2 separate regions of the Homo sapiens genome follow, and region 1 is linked to region 2. A link is a contact called in ENCODE POLR2A ChIA-PET data. All regions are on one chromosome and are shown on one strand. The core of a region is the stretch at or near the end of the contact, and the rest is flanking DNA. Distances in the headings are between cores, read along the strand shown. Region 1 overlaps SERTAD2 (SERTA domain containing 2). Region 2 overlaps LOC124907774 (a long non-coding RNA gene).

Region 1 (5,917 bases), core at 3,093-5,592, 580 kb after region 2:
TTGGTATTTGCTTATAATTTAAGCATTTAAATACTTATAGAAAAATTTCACTTTTGCTAAAGAGCTAAGTGCATTTAATTCTCATATAAAGTTCTAAGATTTATGTTATGTTATAATGTGATCATGGCAACATACTTAAATGTGTGAGTACACAGATACATACACACTCTAAAATAGTGTTTCTCAAAGTGTGGCCACAGATGGTGCCTGTCTGCGAACTGTTACTGGTCCACGATGAGGTATGTAGAGAGAGACATTTTATTATTTAGAAACTTCTACAGCAAATTTACACAGTAACTGTTATGTCTGTACATGGAATTTTTAAAATGGGGCTTCTATTTTCCATAACTTTGTATTTTTATTTCATTTTATGATAATTATTTTTATTGTGTCTTACTGAAGTCTGTGAAAGATTGGGGGGCCAGGGAACCAAGAGAGCCCCTAATCACAGAAAGCTTGAGAAGCACTGTCCGTAAGTGTAAAACAAAATACAACCGAAAACAAACTAGCTTATTGCCACTGTGGATTTTTATCGGTTTTCTGGAGGAGAGGTAACATTTAGGGAAGATGGTGTAGACTCTTCTTACAGTCATCAATGCAGAATTGTCTTTTTAAAGACTTGTTACTAGAACAAACAACAGGGCTTTTTTAATACTGCATTTTTCTAGAAATAATCACTGAATCTACAGAATTCACCTATTTAAAAAGTATACAGGCCATGCAAAATATTATAGGCATTTAGTAGAATTCCCATAGCTGAAAGAGATCTTTGGAGATATTTTCAGAAGGATTTCAATGTGAGAAGCACCTAATTTCCAATTAGAATGATCCAGCTGGCCAGAGCTGTGTGCTAATCCTAATGATTTAGAGAAAGCCTGATAAGACATCTGTAATGCTGCCTGGAAGGGGAGGGCAGAGGGCTCGGTAAGCAAAACCTGTAAGCAGGAACAGACACACACACCAAATCTTGGATGCACCTCAGAGGTGTGAATACGGACCCCTGATGAAGTGTACCTCAAGGCAGTTTTGCCACCATTTCTCTGTTTTGTATTATAAGGCAAAACTGACTCCACACACCCAGTAAGATTGTAAAATGCATATAATCTTGATTTTTAATCCTAATTCTATCTAAGCTGTTACAGAAAGGAATACAATGCAACATAATAAAAAGTGAAGTCATTTTCCTTAAGTTTGCCTGACACACTGCAGTAACATTACAATGAGCATATTCAGAAGAGGCCTCCAACTCCTAGAGGGGGAGGGCAGTGGGAACTCTCACTCTCAGGGCTTTGTGTAACAACCACCTCCTTAAGCAGGGCCCAATTTAAAGGAGAAAAGACACGACATGCCCTCAAGAACCGGAGGGCAAGAAGCCAGGCGCATCAGCCCCTCCAGGCCTTTCTGGGCCTGGCTCAGGCTGGCCAAGGTCAGGGTCGGCCCAGCTCCTAGCTCCTCAGAAGCCTCTCTTTCCTCAGGCACTCTAAGAAAATAACAATAGCTCTTTAACCACCCTTTGGAGAGGCAAGGGACCTTTCAAAAAGGCTTCGCTGGGCTGCAACTTGAAGATGAAGCAGTAGCAGGAGCTAAGGACGTGTAGGTGACTCTAGGGAGGGGGTGCTGTGGTTCCTGCGGAGGGGGGGCCTGGAGTTCACGAAAGGGGGGCCTGTGACCCATTGGCTTCCTAGGTCACCCCGGGGCTTTGACACTCCACTTTATCTCCTCCCTTGGCTGGTGAAGACCAAAGCCTAAAAAACCCATGTCTTCTACCCAATTTTTCTAAAGACCCAAAGTGCCCCTGAGCTCCAGGGCGGGGTTGGAGACTCCCACGTGGAGGAATCACGTGGGTGCTCCTCCATCTTCTGCCCACCCTAAGGGGCCTAAAACTAACCCCAGCCACTTTTCTACTGAATAGTCATTGGCTCTTAACATGAGGTTTGAGATCAAATGACCTCCCTCCCCAATAAACTTTTTAGAAACAAATTCCTAGCATTCTGGTTTTCTAAACATTAATTTTAACTGCTATTAACTGCAGCAAACTAAGTTTCAAACATAAAGAACAAAACTCATTGGTAGAGACATAAATGAAAACTTCTGGAGTTTTCCAGGAAACTTCATACTAAACACAACTCTGTACATGAAAACTAGTTTTCAACTGTGCAACTTTTCATTAGGAAGGACCCTGCCTTCAAAAGCTACAATCTGGGTAGATGCTCAAAAGTAACAAATGTCACTAGAAGTGTCCTCAAAAGTCAAAGGACCAGAGGACCAGGAGCCTGAATGACTTGACTTTTTGGGGCTTTGCAATTCCAGAATCTGAGTGACTCCCACAGTAAGCAATCTGAGAGATTACTGTGGGCTGGGGGCGGCCGGGAGACTGCTGGAAATAGATTTGTAGCCTATTTGAAAGTTACATTTAAGGTGGGATTGTCTCTTCATATCTGTTTCCCATCTCAAGATAGTGAGCCCCCTAGGGCACAGACGGTGTGTGTTTTGTTCACTTCTGTACCCTCAGCATAAGGTAGTCTCCAACACAAGATGCTCCATAGATGGTCACTGAATACACGAACAGTAAGTGGAAATAATGAGGAAAGACACCAAGGGGCAGCCAGGGCAGCACTGTAAAAACAGAGCCAGGTGTGTGTGTGTGTGTCCTTGAGCGTGAACTGTGTCTGGGAGGGAGGGTCTGAGGAATGGGAGGGTTGCACAGACCTCGGAGTTGAACGGTTTTACAGGCGGGATCAGGGTCGCGCAATGCACCAGCAGCTGAGATATGGAGTAGGCAGGAAAGCTCCAGCTGAGAAGCTCTTCTGTGAGCGGCTCTCCCATCCTTCACTTCTCAACCACGGACAAGCCTTAGGTTCACCTGGAGGCCTGATAAGCACAGGCCGTTGGGCCCCACCTCCCATATTTCTCTTTCAGCATGTCTGGGGAGGAGCCCTCAAATCAGCATTTCCAACAAACTTTCGGGTGATGCTGGTCTGGGAACCTCACTTTGAGAATTACCATTTCTTCTTTTCCTCATCAGGCCATTTCAAGTTTAGGCCGGAGGATATCTTTATTCAGTTAATCTTGATTCCCAAGGCCTTCCTTATTTGTGTCTAATTTAGCAGGACAAAAAGGAATGAACAGCATTTTTGTGATAGCAACTGACAACTGACATTAGAAAACAAAATACTGCACGCAGAGTTAAGATGTCTTATACTCAATTTTAATGACAAAACTCAGGGTCTCAAACTGATGTGTCAGATCCTACTGGCCCAGTGGGGCCCAGATTCTCCTTGCTGGGGTCTTAAAGTGATGGCAGTGGGATCTTATCCAAAGCCCAGAAAGGAACTGAAACAGTACTTACGTTTAAAAGAGTAAGTAACATCTCCCACTACTACATTTTGCATTTTGGAAAAAAAATGCAAACAATTTTTTTGAAGATGAATCAGAAAAGGTTATCTTTAGCTCAAGGTTTTTCAACTATTTAAAAGCTACATCTTTTTAAAAATCTTTTTTTTTTTAAATTACTGTCCTTTAATGTTATTTGAACTGTCAAAGTAAATGTTATGATTTTTTAAAGTGAGAGTATTAAATTGACTTTTCCAAACTACCACTTCTGTCATCCTACCACCACCAACAAAAACCACTGCTTTAACCTGCAGGCTCACCCCAGCCTCTGCAGCATCACAGCGTCCTGGTGGTTCCCTCGACAGACCCTGGGTTGGGGGGGCAGGGGCAGTGTGGGGGCTGTAGGAGGCCGCACAGGGAGCCCTCCTCAGACCACCAAGGCTGGCTTGCTGGGTTTCTCTGTGCCAGTCAAAAAAAGATGCAAAAGTCTTCACAGATGTAAAACTCTGCATTATGTTTTAACTTGATTCATCCCAAATGATTGTCATTAGCCCGGGCGGAAGGAAAACTCTCACTGATAGACTTTTCTACTCTGGAGAAAGAGAATTCATGCCACAAAATGACTTTAAAAGGGGGTCAAATTCACAGCTTAGTTCTAAATTCTTAAGAGAGGAAATAATTGGGGAAGGTGTGACTGGTCTTGTGACCAAAAAGGAATCAAAGATTGAGTGGAGACACCTGGTCCTGCACCCCTGGGGCTTGTGCAGCTCGGCACCACCCTGACCTGGTGCGGGGACAGACGGGGAACTCAGGAAAGCATCGCCTTAGAAGCCCAACTGGTTTGTACCTTGTGTACGTTTTCAAGAGCTTTTTCCAATTTCCTTTTGGGAAACAGCAACAACTACACATTCTGTATGCTCCCTTCTCAGGAGAGCAGCAGGCTTCACAATTAAGTGGTATGTTGTTTTAAAAGTCAGGTAACAAGGCAACACTGAACTACAGTGTCTGCCGTGGTGTACGGGCGGCTAGTGGGGTGAGCTGGCCATGCTCTGCCGCTCACCTGGGTGGAGAGCACAGCTGGGGCCTGCCTCATGATGAGTCACCGGCCTGCACACGCGGGATCCTGCACGGCTCTACATGCACGCTATACTTCAACAGGAACGTTTTCAAAACGCTAGCTAACAGCTCTCAGGAAAAAGGCTCCTCATTCAAAGGGGAGCTTTAACAAGCTGTATGCCTTCGCAGGGCAAGGTGGCTCACGCCTGTAATCCCAGCACTTTGGAAGGCCGAGGCGGGTGGATCACGAGGTCAGGAGATCGAGACCACCCTGGCTAACACGGTGAAACCCCATCTCTACTAAAAATACAAAAAATTAGCCAGGCGGTGGCGGGTACCTGTAGTCCCAGCTACTCAGGAGGCTGAGGCAGGAGAATGGCGTGAACCCGGGAGGCGGAGTTTGCAGTGAGCCGAGATCGCGCCACTGCACTCCAGCCTGGGTGACAGAGTAAAACTCCGTCTCCAAAAAAACAAAACAAAACAAAACAAAAAAAACACCAAGCTGTATCCCTAACCTCATCAGACACACTGTCCCATATGGCTGCTGGTGTGACCACTGGTTGCTGACAAGTCTAGAGGTGTCAATGCTAACGCTAAAACCAGAAAGATGAGGCCTTTAACCCAACGCCAACACTCAAAGTAGTGATCTGCCCTCATGTACCCACCTCTTTGGAAGAAAAAAGAAGTGTGGCGATTGTCTTATGAGAAGGCTGGCAGCGGTCCTTCCCTTCCCCTGACATACTGTGCCACCAAAGCCCACAGCCCTAAGTGGAAACACATTCATACTCCTGGTGTCTTTTGGTGGTGGTGGTAGAAGAAAGGGGTGCCCCTGGTAAAATTAGCTGGGCATGTGGCAGACTTCTGAGCCGAAAAGAGGCTCAAAGTAGGGCCAGGATTGTTTTGAGACAACTTCTGAAACACAGAATATGCTGTTTCTCTTCTCTTCACTCCACAGGCTGGTCTCCCAGTGCGTTTAGGACCCTGCTTTTGAGGCATCCAAGTGGGAGAGCCTCTGTTCATGACAAAAGGGAACCTCCCACCAGCCTGAGGGCGGGACGCTGAGGACCCCAGAGCCCTGCCTCCAGGCTGCTGTCGTAGTGTGACACAGCAACTTCCGAGCAGGAAGGAGAAGCCCGATCCTAACTGGGGGAAGCTGTTTGCTTAGACAACTTTCTACACTTCAAATATTACACCTTAAACAACACACTGGACTAAGAAATCTGATCATGTCCAGGCTTTTAACACCCTCCTCCCCCAAGGAACAATAAAACACACCAGCGAAAACAAAGAGGCTGCCCTGAAAAGGTTGCAGTGGTGGATGATACTGGCAGAATCAGAAAGGAAGCTAAGAGAAACAGGCGCGTCCTCAGCCGGGCCTCGCGTGTCCTGACACTGCAGCAGGCACGGGATGTGGGCTGTCCCCTCCAGCACAGTGCGGGAAGGTGCTGGGGCATCCAAACAGCAAAAGCAAACCTGAGACCCCAAAACAACTGCGTCTGGCCCAGGGGAGTGGGCAAAAATTCCAACA
Region 2 (6,350 bases), core at 682-3,181:
CCATGCCCAGCACCCAGGGCAGAATTTGAAAGTCCTTGCTTCAGTGTTTGTACAGCTGTTCAGGACTTTCCAGTGTATCAGTTATTCAAATTTTAAAGCACTTATCAAAGAGAGCTTAGTTTTCAGTCTCAAAAGTCCAAGAAAGACCTAAAGATTGTTGGTGGTTATTTTATAGCACACCCAAACAAATCTTTCACATTGTCTCTCTTTAGACCACTTGCCTCTGATCAGGCCTGCCTCCTCAGCCACACTTCAAATGAAAGAAATCAAGTAAACAACTTTTAGCAATCAGGGCACCCTAAAATAGCAGGTGATCTGCAGCAGGTTAAGCACACACCAACATACATGCAAATCAGTCAAATTTTGTACCTGGCAAATAAGGCTAACAATTTATATTTTGACTGACTTGATTATTTGAAAAAACTGCTTTTCTGTGACATAAATATAGATGTTAGTTCTGTCTCGCAGCTAAGTATCTCACGAGAAAGCCACATTAACCTTAATGATTTCCTGACATGGAAATTAATATTCCCTAGCAAAGAAATAAAATGGTATCCACTGGTGCTTGTGCAGCTAAAAAATACTGTCTTCCTCCTTCCCTCCCCTGGTTGACATTAGTTGGTTTCAGTCCACAAATATTTACTGAGTGTTAACAATGTGCCAGGCAACTGTTTAATGCTAGAAACACAGTGCTGAAAAAGACAAAACAAGTCCCTGTTTAAGGCAGTTGCATTCTAAGGGAAGGGGGATATGCAATAAACATGTAAACAAACAAATAAATAATACAATTTCAGGAACTAAGGACTATGAAGAAAATAAAGCGGAGTACTATGGTAGTTGGTACCTGGGGTGTGGTTTGGCTGCTTAGTGACATCTGAGTTGAGACCTGAAGGCTGTGAAGGAGGCAGCAGTGTGAGCATCCAGGGAAGAGCTCTGCTAGCAAAGAAACAGTAAGTGCAAAGGACCTGGGATAGAAACAAGCCTTGTGTACCGTGTACTTGAAGGCAACAAGATGGGCAGTGTGGTTACAGGCAAGTAGTTAGAGGGAAAGCTTGGAAGGAGATAAGGCTGAACAGGAGCCAGGATGAAAGAAGCAGAGCCGGATCAGAGTGATGACAAGCTGGAGGAGGAGTTAAAGAAAGGAAGCTGGGAAGTGGTGTGATCTCATTTGTATTTAATCTGGCTACTTTGTGGAGAATGGATTGTAGGAGGTCAAACACGGAAGTGGGGAGATCTGGGAGGAGCCTATGGCAGAAGTCCGGGTGACAGACACTGGCAGCTTGGCCTAGGGTTTCATCAACAGGCCACTACCGGCTCATACGGTGCCTTTGTGAAAATTAGAAAAAGGCTCCTCTTTCCATTAGATGCCCTGATTGCAGATGGATTAAATGTGAGGTGTGAAGAAAAGAGAGGAATCCAGAATGACTCAAGTTTGCACCTCAATAATTGGCTGGAGAGTTATGGAATCAGTAGTTCAATTCTGATCATGTTCACTTTCAGGACCGTGAAATTTTCCCATGCAGCGGTTGCACCCCCTGTTACAATGTGAAAACTCAGTAGCATTTGCCACACTGACGTTGGTTTCCTTTCAGCTGGCTCTGGGAACCTTATGCTGATGTAATGGAGATAACCTTTGTGAGACGTTAAATCAGTGTATTTGCCTGCCCAGTAAGTCTTTGTCTCCATGGCTTCCCCCTTGAGTCAATGGCATGCATTCAGTCACAGGGAGAAAAAAAAACCCAGCCAAGATTGGATAAGTCATCCCTTAGCTTAGAATTTCAAAATAGGATTAATTCATAGCAAAACAATAGTTTGAAATCAAGGGCTTTGAGTGTCAAAAACCAGACATTGTTGAAAGAAAAAAATGTATTTGTATATGCTAGTGAGGCAGAACTTGGAAAAGTGCCCCTGAACAGATCACAGATACAGCCAAGAAGAACACAGGATATGATGTCAGAGCCACTTTCTCATGACTGGAAGGGAAGATAAAAGCAGCAGGCAGAGGCCGGGTGCAGTGGTTCACGCCTGTAATCCCAGCACTTGGGGAGGCCAAGGTGGGCGGATCATGAGGTCAGGAGATCGAGACCATCCTGGCTAACATGGTGAAACCATCTGTACTAAAAATACAAAAAATTAGCTGGGCGTGGTGGCGGGCACCTGTAATCCCAGCTACTCGGGAAGCTGAGGCAGGTGAATTGCTTTAATCTGGGTGGCGGAGGTTGCAATGAGCTGAGATCGCGTCACTGCACTCCAGCCTGGGCAACAGAGCGAGACTCTGTCCCAAAAAAAAAAAAAAAAAAAAAAAAGCAGCAGGCAGGAATTTGGGACATTCAGAGAGTACCAGCACAGGGTTGCCCCAGATGAGTGGAGGGTGCACTAAAAGAAGAGGAGGCATGTATCCTGCTTTCTGTTTGGAACCGGGGTAACTACAGAGAAGTAGCTTGAGATAGTGATTTCTGTTCTTTGGGGTCATGCATGGTCTTTAGGAGATCCAGTGGTAGAATGATAAAGGCTAATGGGATGAATGGGCTGGAAGAGGCCTGGCCCTTGGGCCAAGAAGTTGTGAGGCTTATGGTCCTTGCCACTGAGAGCCATGGCAGGGGCCGTGGCTGTCAGTAGTGGAAATGGTTCTAGGCCCAAAAGCCGGAGATAATTTCCTCATCAAGGGAGGCCGGGAGAGCCTGGATGATGGCAGACAGACTTGCTCTGCCAGTTTTTCAAGACCCGAATGACATCTTAAGAAAGAGAAGTGGGAGAGGAGAACCATTGGATCAGGGAGAAACCTTGAAAGATTGAGTGAGTTTCCAAGGAAAACTGTTGTAAACGTAAAGAGACTGTGTTACCTTTAATTGGCAAGATCAAGTGTTTCCACCTACGTTAGGAATGGGGGCTTTCCAGCAAGAAATCATTATCGACAATGAAGTTGCTTTTTTTTGTAAATCTAGTTTTTAGTGAGTACATTTAAACCCTGCTACATTAGGAAGGTCTGTATTGCTACCAAATAAAGAGAACTCAGCTTGACATACCCCTGCCTCTAATGGAGAGAGGGGGAGGAAGGAGACGGAGGGGAAAGATTGAGTCTGTCAACAGTAGTTACCTCCAGGGAAGATAACTGAGGGACAGAGAAGGAAGAAAAACCTATTTCTCATGGAACGTTTTCTGTACCTTTTGCATTTTTTCCATATGCATGCATGAACTATTCAAAAATAAATTAAAAGGGGAAAAATAAGTTTCTGAAATGAGAAGCATGCAGATGCACAGAATGTGATATTCAGTGCTTGGCAATTAACCTTAAATAGTTTTCATCTCACCAGAATCTTTGAGCCACTTCTCCTCAGTGTACCTTGTGGTTATTCCCTTCATTTGTGTAGGTGTTGGGTAAGCTGTCTGTCTTGCCTTTCCAGCGAGCCCATGACCCATTTGTGCATGGTACTCCAAACACTGTACCACCGACCCTACAGGTGGCCCATCGCTTTTACAGGGGAAAACAATCCCACTGACCCATTTGGTCTTGCCCTTCATCCTGGATTGAGGTGTGGGAAGGATTAATAAGGGTTTTTTGTTCTCACCCTGGTTATTTCCACCCCATTGGCATCACATAACAATGGGGAAGCAGTGGAAAGAACTTAGGTGCTGGAATCAAATTTGCTAGGGCTTACCTCTGCCAGCTACTAGCTTTAGGTACTTGGGTGGGTCTCAAGTTTCTTCTTCTATACATTGGAGTAATACAAACCTCACTGGGTTATCACAACACAATACTAGAACTGTTCTGATTACCCCAACCCCCAGTCTAAGAGACCAGACTAATTTTTGTAAAATCTCGCATCCAGCCAAACTTAGCATACCTATTGTCCCTGTATTCCTCAGTTTCTACCCAAGACATAAGCCTCTTCATTCATCTGTTGTATCCCTTACTCTCATTTATATCCTTCCCCGTATTTCACTCCCTTGACTCAACCTCCCTCTGCTTCCCTCTTTTAAGTAGTATGTTTTCATTTGCAGGCTACAGGAAACTCAAGTCTAACTGGTTTAAACATTAAGGGCATTTACCGACTCAAGTAACTGAAAATTCAGCAGTGGCAAAGGCCTTGGGTTACCTGCCAGACAGACATACCAAGGGCCTTGTTTCTTCTCTTTCTCTACTCTCGCACCCTCAACGTGAGCTTCATTCTGGGATTGGCTCCCCTCGTGGTTATACAGGCTGGAGGTCAGCAGCAACTGAGCCTGCATGCTTCTGCATTAAGTCCAGAGGAACTGAGGAGTGAGTCTTTAACCATCAAACAAAAATCCTGGCCTTTCATTAATTAGAACAACCTGAACCAATCATGGTGACTAGGGGAATGCCATGTGCTAATTTGCTTAGCTCTGAACTAAGTTATCCATTTTTGAGCCAATTACAGTGACAAGGGAGTTGAGATTATGATGACTGATTTAGATCAGAGGTTCTCAACTGGGAGCAGCACTGCCTCCTTCAGAGTATTTGGAAATGTTGCTCTGACTGGGAGTACCACTGGCTTTTACTGGAAGAGGGATGGGGGAGGGGAGACACAGGACAGTCGTGTGGAATTTTGGTCTGCCAAAAATGCCAATAGTGCCTCTATGAAGAAACACTGACTTAAAACATCAGGGCACACTTCTGAAACAGGAGTTTGTTTTCCCTTAGGTACATAAGCCATACTGGGGCAGGATGGACACCTAAACAAAAATGACTAGACTACTCAGGCTCCTTCCTAATCTTTATTGACTCCCTTCTATCTTTACTTAGATCCCTGCTCAGCCTATTATGTATTACTTTTAACTAATCTCTTGACAATGTCATTTACTTCCTAGCCCCATTCTGCTGTACCTACCCAGATAAATCCTATAGTGACACTGACTTGAGAAAGATACTTTCAAACCTTTTAAAAATCAAAGCTATAGGCCAGGCGTGGTGGCTTATGCCTATAATCCCAATACTTTGGGAGGCCCAGGTGGGGCAGATCACCTGAGGTCAGGAGTTCAAGACCAGCCTGGTCAACATGGTGAAAGCCTGTCTCTACTAAAAGTACAAAAATTAGCTGGATGTCATGGTGGGCGCCTGTAATCCCAGCTACTCAGGAGGCTGAGGCGGGAGAATCGCTTGATCCCGGGAGGCGGAGGTTGCAGTGAGCAGAGATCACACCACTGCACTCCAGCCTGGGCGACAAGAGTGAGACTCCATCTCAAAAAAAAAAAAAAAAAGCCAGTGTAGTGGCTCATGCCTGCACTTTGGGAGGCCGAGGTGGGTGGATCACAAGGTCAGGAGATCGAGAGCATCCTGGCCAACATGGTGAAACCCCGTCTCTACTAAAAATACAAAAATTAGCCAGGTTTTGTGGTATGCGCCTGTAGTCCCAGCTACTCAGGAGGCTGAGGCAGGAGAACTGCTTGAACCCGGGAGGCAGAGCTTGCAGTGAGCCGAGATCATGCCACTGCACTCCAGCCTGGTGACAGAGCAAGACTCTGTCAAAAAAAAAAAAAAAAAATCAAATCTATATAATATTTAAAAAAAATTTTTTTTTTTTTGAGATGGAGTCTTGCTCTGTTGCCCAGGCTGGAGTGCAATGGAGTGATCTCAGCTCACTGCAAGCTCCGCCTCCCAGGTTCATGTCATTCTCCTGCTTCAGCCTCCCGGGTAGCTGGGATGACAGGTGCCCGCCACCACACCTGGCTAATTTTTTGTATTTTTAGTAGAGACGGGGTTTCACCGTGTTAGCCAGGATGGTCTTGATCTCCTGATCTTGTGATCCACCCACCTCGGCCTCCCAAAGTGCTAGGATTACAGCCGTGAGCCACTGTGCCTGGCCTTTTTGACTTTTTTATGCAGAGTCCTTCTCTGTCACCCAGGCTAAAGTGCAGTGGTGAGATCTCAGCTCACTGCAACCTTCGCCTCCTGGGCTCAAGCGGTCCTCCCACCTTGGCCTCCCAAATTTCTGGGACTACAGATGTGAGCCACTGCACCTGGCCCTTTGTCTGTATTTCATGTATACCTGTGCACATCCATGTGTTTGTATATTGTCTTCATGATACCAAATGCACTTATACATAAATGAGCACTCAGAAATTAGTAAGCCCAAATAAATGCTTTCCAAAGTTCCCATTGACTCGAGTAACTCTTTTGGTAAATAAGGCTAGTTTAATATTGTTGGTTTAATAAAAACAACTATGTCTTCTGAGTTAGCAACAAAATATATATATATTTAACTTTAAGATTCTTGCCCAATCATAAAAATGGTGAATAGAAAATTTAACTTGAAATGGATAGATTTGTCCAATTGTAAAATTTTCCAAACATGATTGTTAAAAATAAATAGGCCGGGCACAGTGGCTCA

The links. ChIA-PET counts read pairs that join two places held with the same protein, here RNA polymerase II (POLR2A).
Region 1: POLR2A ChIA-PET joins it to region 2 with 10 read pairs in OCI-LY7. The contact joins two enhancer-like sites. POLR2A ChIA-PET finds 5 or more read pairs at or near these places in 3 of 52 experiments (AG04449, AG04450 and OCI-LY7).

Annotation. Positions count from the first base shown.
Region 1 is chr2:64,639,014-64,644,930 of GRCh38, forward strand. The region is part of intron 1 of SERTAD2 (SERTA domain containing 2); the gene reads right to left. SERTAD2-AS1 (SERTAD2 antisense RNA 1) reads left to right here. Exons shown (of 2, transcript XR_940172.3): 1 at 1-5,917. Among named protein-coding and RNA genes, the nearest start is that of SERTAD2-AS1, 5.0 kb to the left of the region's middle. RefSeq lists enhancers at 3,205-3,988, 4,284-4,593, 4,772-5,555, 5,154-5,253, 5,274-5,353 and 1 more. Within about 2 kb of position 4,343, at least 40 of the 41 ENCODE cell types and tissues checked have a DNase peak (open chromatin) inside an H3K27ac peak, as active enhancers do; they include OCI-LY7, where a contact is called at or near this core.
Region 2 is chr2:64,063,025-64,069,374 of GRCh38, forward strand. All of the region lies in intron 1 of LOC124907774 (a long non-coding RNA gene), which reads right to left. Among named protein-coding and RNA genes, the nearest start is that of VPS54, 47 kb to the left of the region's middle. RefSeq lists a silencer at 1-41. Within about 2 kb of position 1,932, at least 14 of the 41 ENCODE cell types and tissues checked have a DNase peak (open chromatin) inside an H3K27ac peak, as active enhancers do; they include OCI-LY7, where a contact is called at or near this core.